2 separate regions of the Homo sapiens genome follow, and region 2 is linked to region 1. The links are chromatin loops, found by intact Hi-C in ENCODE. Cell type or tissue: HepG2. All regions are shown on one strand. Each heading gives the region's core, and the rest is flanking DNA. Links, peaks and the distances in the headings are about the cores only.

Region 1 (8,576 bases), core at 2,016-7,015:
AGTATGGAACTAAGTTTCAGGAGTTGAAAGTAGGATGGGTTTTGTGGCTCCTAAAATCGTGTTATTCACATTTAATTCTTTTTTTTTTTTTTTTTCATTTTTTTTTTTTTAATTATACTCTAAGTTTTAGGGTACATGTGCACATTGTGCAGGTTAGTTACATATGTATACATGTGCCATGCTGGTGCGCTGCACCCACTAATGTGTCATCTAGCATTAGGTATATCTCCCAATGCTATCCCTCCCCCCTCCCCCGACCCCACCACAGTCCCCAGAGTGTGATATCACATTTAATTCTTTAATACTTATTTAGAATTTCTTACTGTGATGGTTTCTGGAGATAACAATGAATAAGACTGTCTTTGAGGATAATCAGCAAGAGAGAGAGACACATAAGGCAATAGGCATGCACTGTTATTATATGTGGTGGACAATGGGAACTCAGATGGGGTGTTTTAAAATTTAGGCTGCTCTGCTCCTGGGACTGTAGAGGCAAGGAGAAAGCCAGAGAGGGAACGTGTGGGAGCAAGTTTAGAGTAGGTTATGGCCAAGGATGAACTAAAAGCCTGGGGGAATGAAAAGATACATGGAATAATCAGGAAGAGATGGGGCAGAGTGGCAGAGATGGAGAAAAAGAAATATTGGGACAGGAAGCTTTTTTCTCACATTGTGTAAACTAGTGTGCGAAATTAAAAAGTATGGGAGGAAAGAGGAAATATGGCATGTACTGAGCGCTCAGTAGGGTGATAAATGTTTTACTACTCATTAGCTCATTTAATTGTATTCTGTACAACTCAGTAAATTTGATCTCATCTCCATTTTACAAATGAAGAAACTCAAATTTAGTAAGGCTACTTAACTTTTTAAAGACACACTGCTAGGAGGGGTAGAGTCAGAATTTAAACCAAGATATTTTCTAGACTTTTAATCTCCAGGGATTTTTTTAAGTAGGTAAAGTGCTCCCCCAATGTTATAGGGGATCATGGATGAGCGAAGACAAACTGATGCTGAAGATGAGATCAGCAAACAGTAGCTCCTGGTCCAGATGACCTGGAGAAGGAGTAGGCATAGGATCTAGACCAGGGTTGTTCAATCTTTTGGCTTCCCTGGGCTACATGGGAAGAAGAATTGTCTTGGGCCACACAAAAAATACACTAACAGTAAAGATAGCTGATGAGAATGAAAAAAAAATGTGTCGGGCTACATTCAAAGCCATCCCTGGCCATGGGTTGGACAGACCTCAACAGGCACATGGATTCCCTATTGGGGAGGGTCTAGAATTCTAGGCTGAGGAATTTTCACCTTTATTCCTCTGGTATGATTTCAACCTGTGGTGTCACCATTTTTAAATGTATTGCCATATCTTGAACATTCCCACTTGTTCTGTCTACAATAAATCTTGACTGTGGGGTTTGCTTTTCCCTATCTCAATTAGGGAGTTGCAGAATGCAAACTTTTTTTACTCTACGTCTGTGAAAAACAAAGAAGACATATATATATTTATTTACTTCATTTTAAAAAGACCAAGAAAAATAAAGTTTGATTTTCCACCATTTCTTTTTGCTATGTAAATTTGCCTTTATTCTGGAGTAAATAATTAAGATTATAAAATAATCAAATTATGCTCACCACACTATCTGGAATGTCTTTTTTGCTTCTCAACTTCCAGGAAGTTAAAAAAGTAACAATTCCTCAAAACCCAGAGCTAGTTCTAGTACCCATTTGGACATCATCATTCCTTCTTGTGAACCTTTTTTACAGCATTTTGTACATGCCTTAGTACCTTATCACACCCTGCCTGGTCTCTTGTTGTCAGCAGCTTTCTAAGATGGAGTGAAGCTCACTCTTCACTGTCTATACTGTGTACCAATGAATAACATTTTTGCACTGAGCATCTAACAAAGTCACGTAATTTAATAGAATGACTCAATAATTTTTTTTGCATGGTACAGTATGCTTCCACCACTTTCTTTTGCTTAGGATAGAACATCATCAATAAATGGGGATCTATTTTCCCAAACTTCACCTTCTAGTCTGCTCTCCCTCCTGCCCGCCACTTCTCCTTTGTGGTTGGGGTCTTTTTCTTTAACCTTTAGGATGGTCAAGTTCAAGCCAGAGAGGCAGAAAAGTTAGTCTAGGTACCACTGAGGGAAGCTGAGTTTCTGGCTCTCTTTCACAGTGTCCAGGAGAAAGACAACCCCAAATAAGGTGCAAAGGGTGAGACTCTACTATTTAATTTTCATAACCTATAGGATAAAATCATATTCATTCATACAAATCACTATGGCCTAATTTTCTATTATAAATCTTCCTAATAATATGACAAGGTCTCAGCAGCCATATTTCTCGTCAGAGAAAGTAATGAACATACTAAAAATAGTTTACTCTCATTCTGATTTAAAATAGGTGCATCATGTCATTCAAACTACATCTGCTTATATTCTATCCATATGTTTGAAGGCTAAAATAAGTAACAAATCATTAAAAAGAGTTTTTGTTTTAAAATTGTTGGCTCAAAAATAGTTACATAAAACATACTTCATAGCTGGCAATGCAGACATTCTTAACTTTTGCCCTGAGTAAATAATATTACCTCTGTTGATCCTGTGAAGGCTACTTTGTCTATATCCATGTGAGAAGAAATGGCTGCCCCTGCTGTAGGCCCATAACCAGGAACAATATTCACTACTCCAGGAGGAAACCCTGCCTAAAAGATAAAAAGTTTAAAAGTTACAGTATAAGAATTTAATTCAAAAAGGAGGAGAGTAGGGGATTGAGATTGTCTCTTAATGCCAACCTTATGAGATGCTCTAGAAAAAAATAATTCACCCAACTGGCTCTATTCTTTAGTCTTATTATGTCATTTCTAAGCACACATAAGAGAATAACTTCAAGGGTTGCATTATTAAAGGACAATTTCTTGTCAGGGTAAGTCCATACTCTATGAATCATTGCTCCAGTGATGGCTCTTTCAAATTTCATAATGCTAACTCAAAAAGATTGTATGTAAAAAAGTGTTTGGTAAGTTACTTATGTAGAAAGTAAGTAACATGTTTATTATTCCCATCAGCAAAAATAAGAAGCTGAAGGGATCTAACATTTTTTAGTTCCTAGCTGTTGTTGATTGTTGAGGGCATAACTGCTGAGTTGCAAATTCCCATTGGCATTACTTAGTAAATTGTTAAGTAAATACTGTCATCCCATTCATGATTCAACATCACAGGTTGATTTCAATCTTCATTAAAGAATTCAGGTGAAGGCATGGGAACTGAGTTGGGCACATTACAATTTCATGTTATTTGCATCGAAATGTTTCATTTTGACATCTCTTTTCCCTGTTTTTAATTTCAATAAATAATATCTTTAAAAGATAAGTTCAGTTTTGTAACTTTAAGTTTCTAGTGATTAACATTTATTTTTTAAGATTTGGTAAGATGAAGAAAAAAGGACAATGAATTGTTTGCAAGTATATTAACACAATCTAGATAGCTGATGAAAATGTTTTACATGTTCTTTTACTGTTTTTGAACAGGAAGATAAATGCAGAGGAACTCATAATAGAAAACTGAATATAAACATATCCACTCATGAGTAGATTGAAAAGTGTTTGGAAATAATGTGGCCCAATATTACAAACAAGCATATTGGCATAGAGGCCCTTTCAACCTTACATAGATTAGTTTACACAATTTTGCAGAAAACACTAGGCCATCAGTGGCAGGTACAAACCAACTTAATGTTTCAACATTTGAAAGAATGCTACATTAATTTCAACATGAATTTATGTTCATGAGAGTTGGACAAAGAAGCAAAAATGTGATCCCAAGTTGACTGTTTGACACCAAACCTTTGTGTTTGGCTTCCTGTCTGCATTTGGGCAGAGATGAATTTGGGGTGACTGCCAGAAATTGCAGCCAGCCGTCATGCTAAATGTATTCCCCCCACTGGACAGGAGCCATCTGTAAATAATGTACTTTATAGTAGCAACAAATGAGGTCTTCCTATTGTAATTTAGGATTCTTGAGTTCTTGAGCATATTTTGATTTCGGGAGACTTACCTCTTTTATTAAAGATGCCACGTGGAGAGCAGTGAGAGGAGTTTGCTCTGCTGGTTTGACAACCACTGTGTTTCCACAGCTCAGTGCAGGCCCTATCTTCCAAATGAGCATAACCAACGGGAAATTCCACTAGAAAGCAATATGTAACAATAGATTCTTTGTATTGCAAAAGGCATATTTGCTAATCCAACTTCCATATTATACACCCCCTGTAGATGTTATGTAATAATTGCGTAGTTTTGTGAAATCATCTGGCATATTATACTTCATTGCTAAAAGCAACTAGTAAATGCTAAAACGCTCTGAATAAACCAGATATGAGATATGAGAAGGAAATAGGAGAGAACCTCAAAATTTAATCAAGTACTGTTGAGTTCTTTTTCTACCAGGAAAAAAAAAATCACTGCATGGTTTGGCTTATTATGGAGCACACTGTAAGTTATCTAAAAATGTTTAAAAAGGATGATTACTCTCCTTCTCCATAAGTCATTTATTGTAATTATTTACCCAATAATATTATTTAGTAGCTTTTATTTCCAGGAAAAATACCTTGCTAAAGACAAAGATGTCCAGGGTCCAGAGGCCAAGTACTTGGGTTCAAATCTCAGCTCAATCACTGACCAGCCATGTGAACTCACACAGGTTACGTGCTCTCTGTATCTGATTTCATAATCTGTGAGTGCTGATAATAGTCCTCTCTGCCTCAGAAGGCTGTCTTGAGCATTAACCAAGAAAGAGGGCCAGGGGCTCAACACAATGACTGGTCTAGCATAGACAAGTAGTACATATCAGCTATTATCAGTGTTCATAATTATATAGTTTTTATCGATTTATTGGGACTTTTGAATTAATAAGCAATTTCACTAAAATATTGATATGAATATATTTCAATCTCATTGGAGCCAAAGATAAGTCTTGACCATTTCTTCACATAAGGACTTCGCTACCATTTTTTTGTTTGGCCTTTTAAAGCATGTCAGTTAAAATAAAATCATTTAGATAGTGTCCTGTTTGTTGGGCTTAAAAAATCTTCACAATCCTCTTAAAAAGGCTACTTTCCTCTAAGAGTAATATGGAGGATCTGAGCCTCTTATCTAAAGGTAAAATATATTCCATGCAGTGCTTCAAATGCCTCTGGTATTCTTTTTTCCATTTTGATTAAAAAATGTGTGTCATGAGTTGAACACTCTGGGAGCTACTGTTCTGCATGATGAGATGTCTCAATGAGAAAGTGCGTTGGAGAATAGTAGGCCCCACTACATTCCACCAAAATGCTATCCTGCAGATGTGCAGTGGAGAGCACCTTGCCATATACATGTAAAGCTTGGCTCTTATAAAGAGTACATAATACAACTTTTAATAAAACAACCCATAGAGTAAAGGGTTAACATTTATGGATGATGTAGTATTAAAACATTCTCAAGAGATATGCCAGAATATAGATAGGTTTTCGGACTACCTAATTCATATGCAAGAAGTTTAGTCACAGGGAGACCAAGTTCAACAAATCTTACATTTACTCCACATTTAACAAATACATAAGCATCCATCTGTTTTAGAGAAAGCTTCATCATTAGATAGAATAAGAACTCTTCTTTTTAAAATTGAGAATTATATAGGAGAAAAGCTTACAGGAATGATTTGGCCACATACACCAATAGGTTCATGTCTTGTATATGTAAAAAAATTTCCATCTGAAAAATAAAACACACACAATCATATATAAACAAATGTATTTGACATTCACAAAATGGTGGTTGGTGATGTGAGAGAAAGGTGTAGACAATAATTTTAAAAACATATATCTGGCCAGGTGTGGTGGCTCACGCCTGTAATCCCAGCACTTTGGGAGGCCGAGGCAGGCAGATCACGAGGTCAAGAGATCGAGACCATCTATATCTCCAACTATTCCCAAAATGGTAAGTGAAGCCCTAAAATAGTAATTCGAAATGATAGGAACCATAAAATTGAGTTAGGTGAAATCAAAGAGGCAAAATTGGCAAAAATCTGAAAGATAATTAATTCCACCTTTCATCTTCTAGGAGGCCTGATTTGAAAATTATCTTTATTCTCTAAGTGTTATAAAAAAGGGACGAGAAAGGAAGTAGGAGGTCTCTGGCGAAGAGAAGAACCACATTCCAATTTGTTTCTGGTAGCTCAAAGTTCTACCAATAAGAGAATTCTTTTTAAAAGTTATAATATAATTTTTAGAAATAGTAAAATTAAAAACAGTAGAATTAAAAAGAAAATCTCCCTATGAGTAATAAGCCTTTCCTACTGACTTGTTCTAAAATGTATTTTATTTGCCTACCAAACAATAATAGCAAATTCTCTAAATACATGAAGAAAATGACAGGAGTATAAGACATTTATTTTCAATCTAAATTTGACCAATTTATGTGCCCCGAAGTTTAATGTGGTCATCCAGAGAGATACATTATGCTTTACATTCAATTCTGTTCTAGTTCCCACAGAAGCTTCCTGGTTTCAGCAAGGACTCTCTTCATCAAGATCTATTTGTGTTTTAAGTGACTTCTCCCATTTTGTCCCGGAGTAAAGTAGGACAGTTCTAAAGTAGCCACATTTCTTAGTACCACCGAGGTCTTACTCTCCTCTCAACTTTCTGCTATCACTTCTGACCTCCTGCATGCTCCAATTGGATTGGAAGTGCACATCAGGGCCAGTCCTGGAGGGTATTGTATTCCTAAAGTTCATAGGTTTGCCTGAATTAAATTCCACCCATACTGTTTCCTAAATGTGTGTGTTTTCATGTTTCACATGAAATATCTTTAGTATTTCTACTCCATTATGTGCATACCCCACTAAAATAACACATACGTACAGATTCACACACACAAACCCTTAACTTAGGCTGCAAACACAGTCCCATCTTGCTTTGAAGATATTTGAAACGAGTCCGTGTGAACTGGCTTGTTTGATTAGTCTGGTCTAACTACACTGAGTTTGACCAGGCACAGATGACCATAACTGACTTATACTGGAACATGTAAAGAGGCTTAAATAATTACATTACAGAAAGGATATAAATGTCAGTATTGGAATAAAACCCAAATAAATAATTTCAGAGGTCAGCTTTAAAAAGTTTGGGACCTTAGAGAGGCAATTGCCTCAGATCAGTAATTACTGCCAAAGGAATGTTCTTACTTTGACATTTTCTAAAATATCTATAATGTTATCTTCATGATTATGCTGAAACAACTTTAAAAGACCTTTTATGAATTTTAATAGAACTTCTAAGTTGAAAACTGTGTTGTCTCAAAGTCAAGAGGAAAATAATTTTGCCTTATTTGGTTGACATCTTTAAAAGGGAGAGTTTGAAATTATTCAGCTCTATAGTAAACTCCTCGCTCCTATCCTCACCATTAGTGGTTTCTCAAAGATACTTACCAATTGGTATTGTACGGCCCTGGATCTTGTCAGCCCAACCTGCACAGTAGCGCAATGTTTTGATGCAGCCTGCTAAATCATTCAGATATGCATTGGAATAGAGTTTTCCACCATTCATTGACTCCATTGTCTGAAAAACATGTCAAACACCAAATCTAAAATTCCATAAGTTTTAGATTAAAAATATGTAGTAAATATTTTCAGCAATCATGTGCTAGGGAATTTTTGAAATAGAAGAAATCTTGTCATCTTGTCTAACCTCCACTTTTTAAGAGTTAAAATGACTTCCTTTAGGTCAAATAGCAAGATCTGGGCACAAAGGGTAGTGAGATTCTGATTTCTAAACCCCAGTGCTCTTTCTATCTCATTTTGATGTTCTCCTGCTAACCAGCTTTCTAGGAATCGGTCACAATTTGATATACACATAACATCTGAGAATGAAACCTAGTCTTCTAAGTCCTATCAGAATTCCAACAAGGTTTCTCTTATTTTGTAATCAACTGTGGGTGACAACTTAGTGTCAGTGACTATTAATGATGGCTCAGTAATCATTTTTAATTTTTACATTCCATCTGGATATACACAGTCTACTCACACAAACTTAAGTAATGCCTGGATTTTTCATCCATGAATTTCCTTCAGCAGAATTTTAATTAGGAAACTACCAGTGTTGCCATTATTGTCATAATTGCCGTTTTAATGGTCAGGTAAAGTTAAACATTTTCTAGTCATGTGCCCTAACCATTATAAGATGACCTATCTCCCCTTTGGCTTCTCTTCTTAAGCAGGACCTTAAGCTCTTTGAGATCTAATATTCTGCTGGGGTGGTTACCTGGCAGAAATGCACAGGTGATGAACTGTTAAAGCTATTTGTTTCTGTACTACACTCTCTATCATGTCAAAATTTAACCAAATGTGACTTTTGTATGCCTGTACTTTTCTCTCTATAGGATCTTATGCTGACAGGCAGTCAACAAATCAGATAATTGAGAAAAGCCAAGTTTTAGCATTTTCTGCTTTCTTCCTACAGGTCATTTTTATTACTATAGTTTTATTGCACATAGCTGCTCGTTCTGAATTTTTGTGTATTTCAAATTATGTTGAATATTT
Region 2 (8,576 bases), core at 1,782-6,781, 72 kb after region 1:
TTTGAATCCTTGTGGTTCTACAAAGGATATAAGGCAGCCAAACTTAAATACAAATTAAGTATTATATAAAATATAGAGCAATATTATCAGAATTAAAAATAAAGGCCACATAAGGGAAGAAAACGAAAATGAAAGCTGTTTGGATGATATTAGGGGACACATAATTGAACATCAAATGTAACACAGAATTTTCTGGAAGCCAAAGTAAAAAAGGAGATAAGGTAGGCTACACGACTCAAGATTTATAAAAGTGGAATCTCATTAATTCCTCAATGCTTTCAAGAAATATTTGAAGTCTTTCAAATAGGAACTCATATGTAGGACACTAATCATTTCTTCAACACCTGCAGTTCATAGTAGATGCTTGGCACATTTGTAAGAAAAATTTGGATTGATATTCCCAATAATACTAAAAAGATAATTTTGGTAAAGTGCATTTAGGCAGTTTTTCCATTCACCATTTTTAGGCTCTTTCAGTTGATTTTCTAGTACCCTCGCTTCTCTCCCTCTTTCCCCACATTAGAAGTAGCTATAAGCTCTATTTTCTCTCTCTCTAACATACCAGGTGGGATGTTACAGGAAAGCCAGTTTCTGACAAAATCCAGCATACGACAGATTTATTGTCAAGTAGGTACAAAAACATTCAAATAATCAGTTCTTTAAAGTAAGTGAAATTCCATCTCTCTGCCCTTCAAGCACTGACCAGTACTTTGCACAAAATATTCTCTGGAAGCCAAGTGACAATAGTCTTGAGGAAAAATTTGCTAGTCATCTAGGTGTAATTAGGTGAATCCTTTATTACAACAGTGGCCCACAGACAAGAACAGGAGTCCTAAGACTAGGACACAGCTTTTAAGGATGTTAGGACCCTGGCTCCTCAGGTTCTCAAAATGGAAAAATGTGTTTCAAAGAGCTCTTCTGTTCAAATGCAGATGGAGGTAGTGATATTGGAGTCATTGTGATGTGAAGTCATTGCACTTGGAATAACCTAAGTTATGAAATAATGACTGTGATCTTTCTTTCATTTTTGTTTGTTTGTTTGTTTGTTTTTGAGACAGTCTTGCTCTGTCCCCCAGGCTGGAGTGCAATGCTGCCGTCTCGGCTCACTGCAACCTCTGCCTCCCGGGTTCAAGTGATTCTCCTGCCTCAGCCTCCTGAGTAGCTGGGACTAGAGGGGCATGCCACCAGACCCGGCTAATTTTTGTATTTTTTGGTAGAGACAGGGTTTCACTGTGTTGGCCAGGCTGGTTTCGAACTCCTGACCTCGTGATCTGCCCGTCTCAGCCTCCCAAAGTGCTGGGATTACAGCCGTGAGCCACAGCGCCCGGCCACGATCTTTCAAATGCTCTAACCATTCCTGGAGAGTAGATCTCTAATTATAATATTTCGAATGTTAACAATTCACTCTAGCAAGTAGAGTACAGTTAACTTATTCACTCATCTATGGCATATTTTGTTTTATTGCACTTCACTTCATTGTATGTCACAGATACTGCATTTTTTACAAATTGAAGGTTTGTGACAACTTCGCCTCAAGCAAGTCTATGGGCACCACTTTTCGAACAGCATGTGCTCACTTCATGTCTCCATGTCACATTTTGGTAATTCTTGCAATATTTCAAACTTTTTTATTATTTCATAGCTGTTATGAAGATCTGTGATCAGTGATCTTTGATGTTTCTACTGTAATTATTTTGGAGTGCTATGAGCCATGCCAGTGTAACTGGGTGAACTTAATTGATAAATGTTGTGTGTGTTCTGCTCCACCAAATAGCCATTCCCCCATCTCTCTCCTTCTCCTCAAGCTTCCCTATTCTCTGAGACACGACAATATTGAAATTAGGTCAATGTATAAACCTACAATGGGCTTTAAGTGTTCAAGTGAAACTAAGTGTTGCACATTTCTCACTTTAAATGAGAAGCTAGAATGATTAAGCTTAGTGAGGAAGGTGTGTCAGAAGTCAAGATAGGCCAACGGCTAGGCCTCTTGGGCCAAACAGTTAGCCAAGCTGTGAATGCAAAGAAAATGTCCTTGAAGGAAATTGAAAGTGCTACTCCAGTGAACACATGAATGATAAGAAAGCAAACAGCCTATTGCTGATATGGAGAAAGTTTTAGTGTTTTGGAAAGAAGATCAAACTGGCCACAATGTTCCCTTAAACCAAAGCCCAATGCAGAGAAAAGTCCTAACTTTTTTCATTGAAAAGAGTTGTTTTTTTTTTTAAGTAATAAAGCATTTTTAATTAAGGTATGTATAATTCTTTGGTAGACATAATGCTAGCCCACACTTAATAGACTACCGTAAAGGGTAAACATAACTTTTATATGCACTAGAAAATAAAAAATTTGCGTGACTCACTTTATTGTGGTGATCTGGAACCAAACCCACAGTATCTCCAGGGTATGCCTGTATCATACAATCTATGATGAAGTATTTAAAATGAATTGCAGGTAACGTAACAGGAGTTATTATAATCTACCCATAAGAAAACATTAAGTTTTATTGAGATGTCTACATCAAATCTTTCCCTCAAATGTCTACTAATAATCGCATCATTCTTCATTAATTCCACAACATATTTAATGTATAATAATAAATGCAAACATTCTTCTTTTTAGTACTTCATTATGCATAGTATTTTGTGTTTCAAATTATATCCCATACATCATTTAATTTAGTGACTGAAACACTGTAAATTGGAATACAATTGTGACCAGTACCTATGACATACAAGAGAAGACAGAAGGACTCACTCTGGTAAAGTGAAGTGTCCAGAGCCACACAGCAAATCTTGATAGACCTGGCATGATCTATTGAGACAGACCATGGTTTTCCAATGAGTAATCTTTCTTAGTGATCTTTCGTAAAGTTTTTTCAACTGTTTTTCCAGGAAAGACTACAAGAGGAAAGCATTGACATTCTTTTATATGTTTCACTTCCTCTCATTATTCAATAAAATGACTTTAAAAAGTACTCTGGCTGGGTAGAATTTCTTTAATGCTTCCTGAAAAAAAAATTCTTCGGGATGAAATTTAACTATAAATCGAGCACCATTTTTATTTGGCAAAAAATGTGAAGCCTGTGCTTCATAAAACTCAAAACCTTCACCATATAATAAGCCTTATTTAAAATATGAGTGGGAAATCTTGTCCATTTTTGTTATCTGGGAGATAATTAGGTTGAAATTATCTGTTTATAATTTATCTCTTCTCTACCTTCAATGCTTTCTTTGAAACAGAATTAGCTCCTCCTAGGAAAATACTCTTGATTCATGAAAACACACTAAGTCATATGGAATGAGTTTTTGTCTCATTTGTGCCAGTTATTTGCTAATTGACTGCCTCATTCTTATAACTGCCTTAAACCTAGACTGAATCTGAAAAGAGGCAGTCATATGAATTAGAATGTTTTAGGGTTCATGGGAGTACTAAATAGGGGCACAATATGTTAGGGTCTTGTATTTGTTTTCCTGGCAAAGTCTTATTTCTTCAGATTCCAACTCAGCATCACCTCCTCTGAGCATCTATCTTACCCACTTTACTGGGTACACTCTTCTCTGCTTTTTGCTTATATCTGTAATAGCATTTTGTGCAGAATTTACCCAATTCTTTGCTTCTCTTGTAAGACTAGCAGTCCATAGAGAGTAAGAACATGTTAGTCTGTAGTTCCACTCCAAGTGCAGTGCTAGATACAGAGCAGATTCTCAAAGAAGTTTGTTAAATGAATGAATGGATAACAAATGAATGAAATCCAATGGAATGTGGGAAATATTTACCCATCTATCTTGCAGGATTGTTGTGAAGCTCAAAACTGATAATGTGTGATAAGTTAAATTAAACCTTGTAAACCGAAGTGCCATGGACAGGTTCCCTTAACTTGCATAACTTTAGTAAAAGGCTGGGGATTTGAAATAAACCAAACTAAAACCCAACCATACTCAGTTTGTAAATGCTGACCTTGTGCAGACTGAATGTTACAGCCCTTGAGTGAAGTCGTCTACCCCAGCAATTCATCCTCCTTGGCATGGCCCTTGCTGAGGTTAATAGGAACTGTGGATATCTCAGACTGCCAAAACATAAGGAGATATGACAGGAAACCAAACGGGAAACTGCTGGCTGCCTTGGGCTCACTGAGATCTGTGTCTAACAAGGCAGACTTGTCGCTGGGCTCTTTGGAGGTGAAATGAAGCGATGGACTAATGCTGGGCACGGGAGGCGCCAGGTCCTGACAGGCTAAGGTGTGACCTGCTGAATCCTAACCATCCCAGACATCTTTGGAAGAACAGTGAGCTGGGCGATGGCCAGGGGCAGGCAAGGTTGCAGGGGAAGGAGGTGTATGCAGAGCCCACAGAGAGTAGAAAAAGAAAGGGCAAGTGAGATTACTGGTCATCTGGTGTCTTAGATCACACGCAAAACAAACGTCAAGCACAACAGCAAACACAACCTTTGAGCATTACTGTCTCCAAAGAGTATTTACCAAGTGCTGTCTGGCTTGATCTCCCAGACTTGGTTAAATATGCATTCTGTTAATGTTGTGTTTCTGACTTTCTTTCCTTTCCTTTTTTGTTATTGTTATTATTTCTATTTTTAAAAATGTAAGACTTTACTTGCTTTGACACTGAGGAAGGGAAGGTGTAAGAGTGAGAAGAGAGGGGAAAATTCCACAAAGCATTTTTTAAAAAGCTTTTCCAATAGAAATATAAAATGTAATTAGGTATGTATAATTATATTCTTAAATATAATTTATTATTAAGCATATTATTAAATATAATATATAGATGATTCTTTATATTATTAAATATAACATATACATATAATTCTACAAGTTATTCTTCATTTTAAAATAATAATATTTAGAAGTGAACTAAAAATTCATTTAACTTGTCATTTTTATAAGCTACCTTTCTTAGAAAAAATATCAGTAGTAACATTAAAATACATTTTACTTGATGACTGAAGGCATACAAATGCATGAAAACATTTAAATATTTTTTATATTAAGTATAATTGAAAAATGAGAATGCATAAACGAGGTGAACATTTTTATATACCTGCATTGTGGCAATTTCATCACTTTTTTTACAGTTCTTTGTTTACGTGAATATTGTTCCAAATGAATCCAAGATCTAGGGAAATACAAACGATATCTTGCTCATCCTCGAATTTTCAACATCTAGCAAAATTTGGGGGAATAATAGGTTCTTAATTAAGGATATACAATAAATTTTAACATCATAGCAAAATTGAGTGGAAAGTGTAGAGAACTCCCATACACCCTCTTTCTCCACAGAGGCACAACTGCCAGCTATTTGACTTCCCACACCAGAAGGGTGCATTGGTTACAATTGATGAACCTGCACTGACACATCATTATCACCCCAAGTCCGTAGTTCACACTAGGGTTCGCTCTTGGTGTTCTGCATTCTGCGGGTTTGGGCAAATGTATAATGACATGGCTCCATCATTGCACTATCATACAGAACAGTTTCACTGCCCTAAAAGTCCTCTGTGCTGTGACTATTCTTCTCTCCTCCTGCAAACCCTGGCAACCACTAATCATTTTACCGCAAAATTTAGCCTTTTCCAGACTTCCCTGTAGTTGTAGTCATACAGTATGTAGCGTTTTCAGACTGATATTTTTCACTTAATGATATGCATTTAAGCTTTCTCTATGTCTTTTTATGGCTTGATAACTCATTTCTTTTCAGCACTGAGTAATATTCCATTGTCCGAATGTACCACATGTACTATTTACCTACCAAAGAACATCTTGGTTGCTTCCAGGTGTTGGCAATTATAAGTAAATCTGCTGTAAACATCCATATGCAGATTTTTGTGTGAACTTGTTTTCAATTCTTTTGGGTAAATACCAAGGAGTGTGATTACTGGATCGTATGGTAAAAGTATGTTTTATAAGCAATTGCTAAACTATCTTCCAAAGTGTCGGTACCATGTCGCATTCCCACTAGCAATAAACAAGAGCCCTTCTTCTTCCACACCTTTGCCAGCATTTGGTATTATCAGTGTTTTGAATTTTGGACATTCTAATAGGTATGTCGTTGTATCTCATTGTTGTTTTAATTCTCAATTTTCTACTGACATAGAATGTTGAACACTTTTTCCTCTGTTTATTACCATCTGTAAATTTTATTTGGTGAGTTGTCTGTTCAGGACTTCTGTCCAGATTTTAATCAACTTGTCTGTTGTCTTATTGTTGAGTTTTAAAAGTTTTTTGGTATATTTTGGATAATAATCCTTCATCAGATGTATCTTTTGCAAATATTTTCTTCAGTCTGTGGCTTGCCATTTCATTGTTAAAAACATTTTCTTTTGCAGACCAGAAGTTTTTAATTTTAATAAAGTTCAGCTTATTATTTATTTATTTCATGGGTCATGCCTTTAAGGGTGTATCTAAAAAGTCAGTGTTATACCCAAGATCATCTAGGTTTTCTCCTATGTTACCTTCTAGGAGTTTTACAGTTTTGCCTTCTTACATTTAGATCTGTGGTCCACATTGAGCTATTTTTTTGTGAAGGCTGTAAGGCATATACCTAGACTTATTTTTTGGCATGCGGACTTCCATTTGTCCCAGCACTGTTTGTTGAAAAGACTATCTTTGCTTCCTTGTATTGCCTTTGTTCCTTTGTCAAGGATTAGTTGACTCTATGTATGTGGGTCTATTTCTGGGCTCTCTATTGTGTTCCATTAATGTATTTATCTATCGTTTTGCCAGTGCCATACTGTCTTGATTACTGAAGCTTTACTGTAGTCTTGAAGTCTAGTAGTGCAGGCCCTCCCATTTTGTTTCTCTTCTTCAACATAAAATTGGCTCTTCTGGGTCTTCTGCCCCTCCATGTAAACATTAGAAACAGTTTGTCAAAATCCACAAGATAACTTGCTGGAATTTTGTTTGTAATTTTATTCACTCTATAAATCAATTTGTGAGAATTTATATCTTGATAATATTGAGTCTTTCTAGCTATAAAAGTGAAATATCTCTTCATTTGTTTAATTCTTTTTGTTATCTTTCATAAGTGTTGTGCAGTTTTCCTCATATAGATCTTGTACATATTTTGTTTACATTTAAAGTATTCCATTTTTTATGGAGTGCTAATGTAAATGCTAACAAGTTTTTAGTTTGAAATTCCACTTGTTCATCGCTAGTATATAAGAATGCAATTGACTTTTGCATATTAACCTCATATCCTGCAACCTTGCTATAATCACTAGTTCTAAAATTTGTTTTTGATTATTATAATGTCTTTTTCTGGTTTTGATACTGAGATAATGCTGGCCTCATTAAATGAGGTATGAAGTATTCTCTCTGCTTCTAGCTTCTGGAAGAGATGTAGAAAATTGATACAATTTCTTCCTTAAATGTTTGACAGAATTCACTGGGGAACCAACTTAGGGTGTTGTGTTTTAGAAGGTTATTAATTATTGATTCAATTTCTTTATTACATATAAGCCTATTCATATTGTCTATTTATTCTTGTGTACATTTTGGCACATTGTGTCTTTCAAGAAATTGGTAGAATTTTGGGGTATAGAGCTGTTCATAATATTCCTTTATTTTCTTTAATGTTCATAGGTTCTACATTGATGTCCCATCTTTAATTTTAATTTTATATATTTACTTATTTGTTTGTTTTTTTGAGACAGTAACTCACTCTGTTACCCAGGCTGGAGCGCAGTGGCACAATCATGTCTCACTGCAGCCTCAACCTCCTGGGCTCAATCCTCCTGCCTCAGCCTCCTCAGTAGCTGGGACCACAGGCATAGACCACCATCCTTGATTATTTAAAAATATATATTTGTAGAGATGGGGTCTTGCTATGTTGCCCAGGCTAGTTTTGAACTCTTGGGCTCAAGTGATCCTCCCACCTCAGCCTCCCAAAGTTCTGGGATTACAGATATGAGTCCCATCTTTAATTTTTCATGTAAGTAATGTCTGTCTTTTTTTTTTTTTTTTTTTTTTTTTTTTTTTTTTAGCTAGCCTGGCAAGAACCAATTTTTGGTTTTATTGATTTTCTCCATTGATTTCATGTTTTCAATTTCATTACTTTTTTCTCTAATTTGTTTTTTTTTCTTCTGCTACTTTGGGTTTAATTTGTTTTTCTAGTTTTCTAAGGTGAAACTTTAGATGATCAATTTTAGATCTTTCTTTTTTTCTAATATATGCATTCAATCTATGTATCTTTCTCTAAGCACTGCTTAAATGCTTTTCACATATTTTGATAAGTTGAATTTTCAATTTGTTTTAGTTCAAATATTGTTAAATTACTCGGGATTTATTTTTGGACACGTGTTATTTTGAAAGGTATGGCTTAATCTTTAAGTATTTTGGAACTTTCTAGCTATTGTGTAGACATGTTTTCAGTTCATTTAGGTAAAAAGGAGTGGGAGTTTTATTAAACTTGTTCAGTTATGTTTTATGGTCAAAAATGTGGCCTATCATGGTGAATGTTCCATGTTAGCTTGAGAATAATATGTATTCTGCTATTGTTAGATGTAGTCTTTAGATGTCAGTTTTATTCAGTTGATTGACGGTGCTGTTGAATTCAATTATATCCTCA

What was found. A loop is a pair of places that touch in the nucleus more often than their neighbours do. Peaks named below come from ENCODE experiments on the same cell type or tissue, not always from the same donor. Only the 100,000 strongest peaks of a DNase experiment are listed, where the experiment ranks them.
Region 2: a loop joins it to region 1, with 1.9 times the contacts of the local background. A loop is called at or near these places in 1 of 110 quality-filtered maps.

What each region holds. Positions count from the first base shown.
Region 1 is chr9:72,921,426-72,930,001 of GRCh38, forward strand. It overlaps ALDH1A1 (aldehyde dehydrogenase 1 family member A1), which reads right to left. Exons shown (of 13, transcript NM_000689.5): 4 at 7,467-7,596; 5 at 5,691-5,752; 6 at 4,059-4,187; 7 at 2,594-2,707. Among named protein-coding and RNA genes, the nearest start is that of ALDH1A1, 27 kb to the right of the region's middle. In HepG2, for the core only: no CTCF peak of the experiment used is centred there; a DNase peak (open chromatin) is centred at 4,196.
Region 2 is chr9:72,993,479-73,002,054 of GRCh38, forward strand. No RefSeq gene overlaps it. Among named protein-coding and RNA genes, the nearest start is that of ALDH1A1, 45 kb to the left of the region's middle. In HepG2, for the core only: no CTCF peak of the experiment used is centred there; a DNase peak (open chromatin) is centred at 4,423; H3K4me3 peaks cover 943 bases.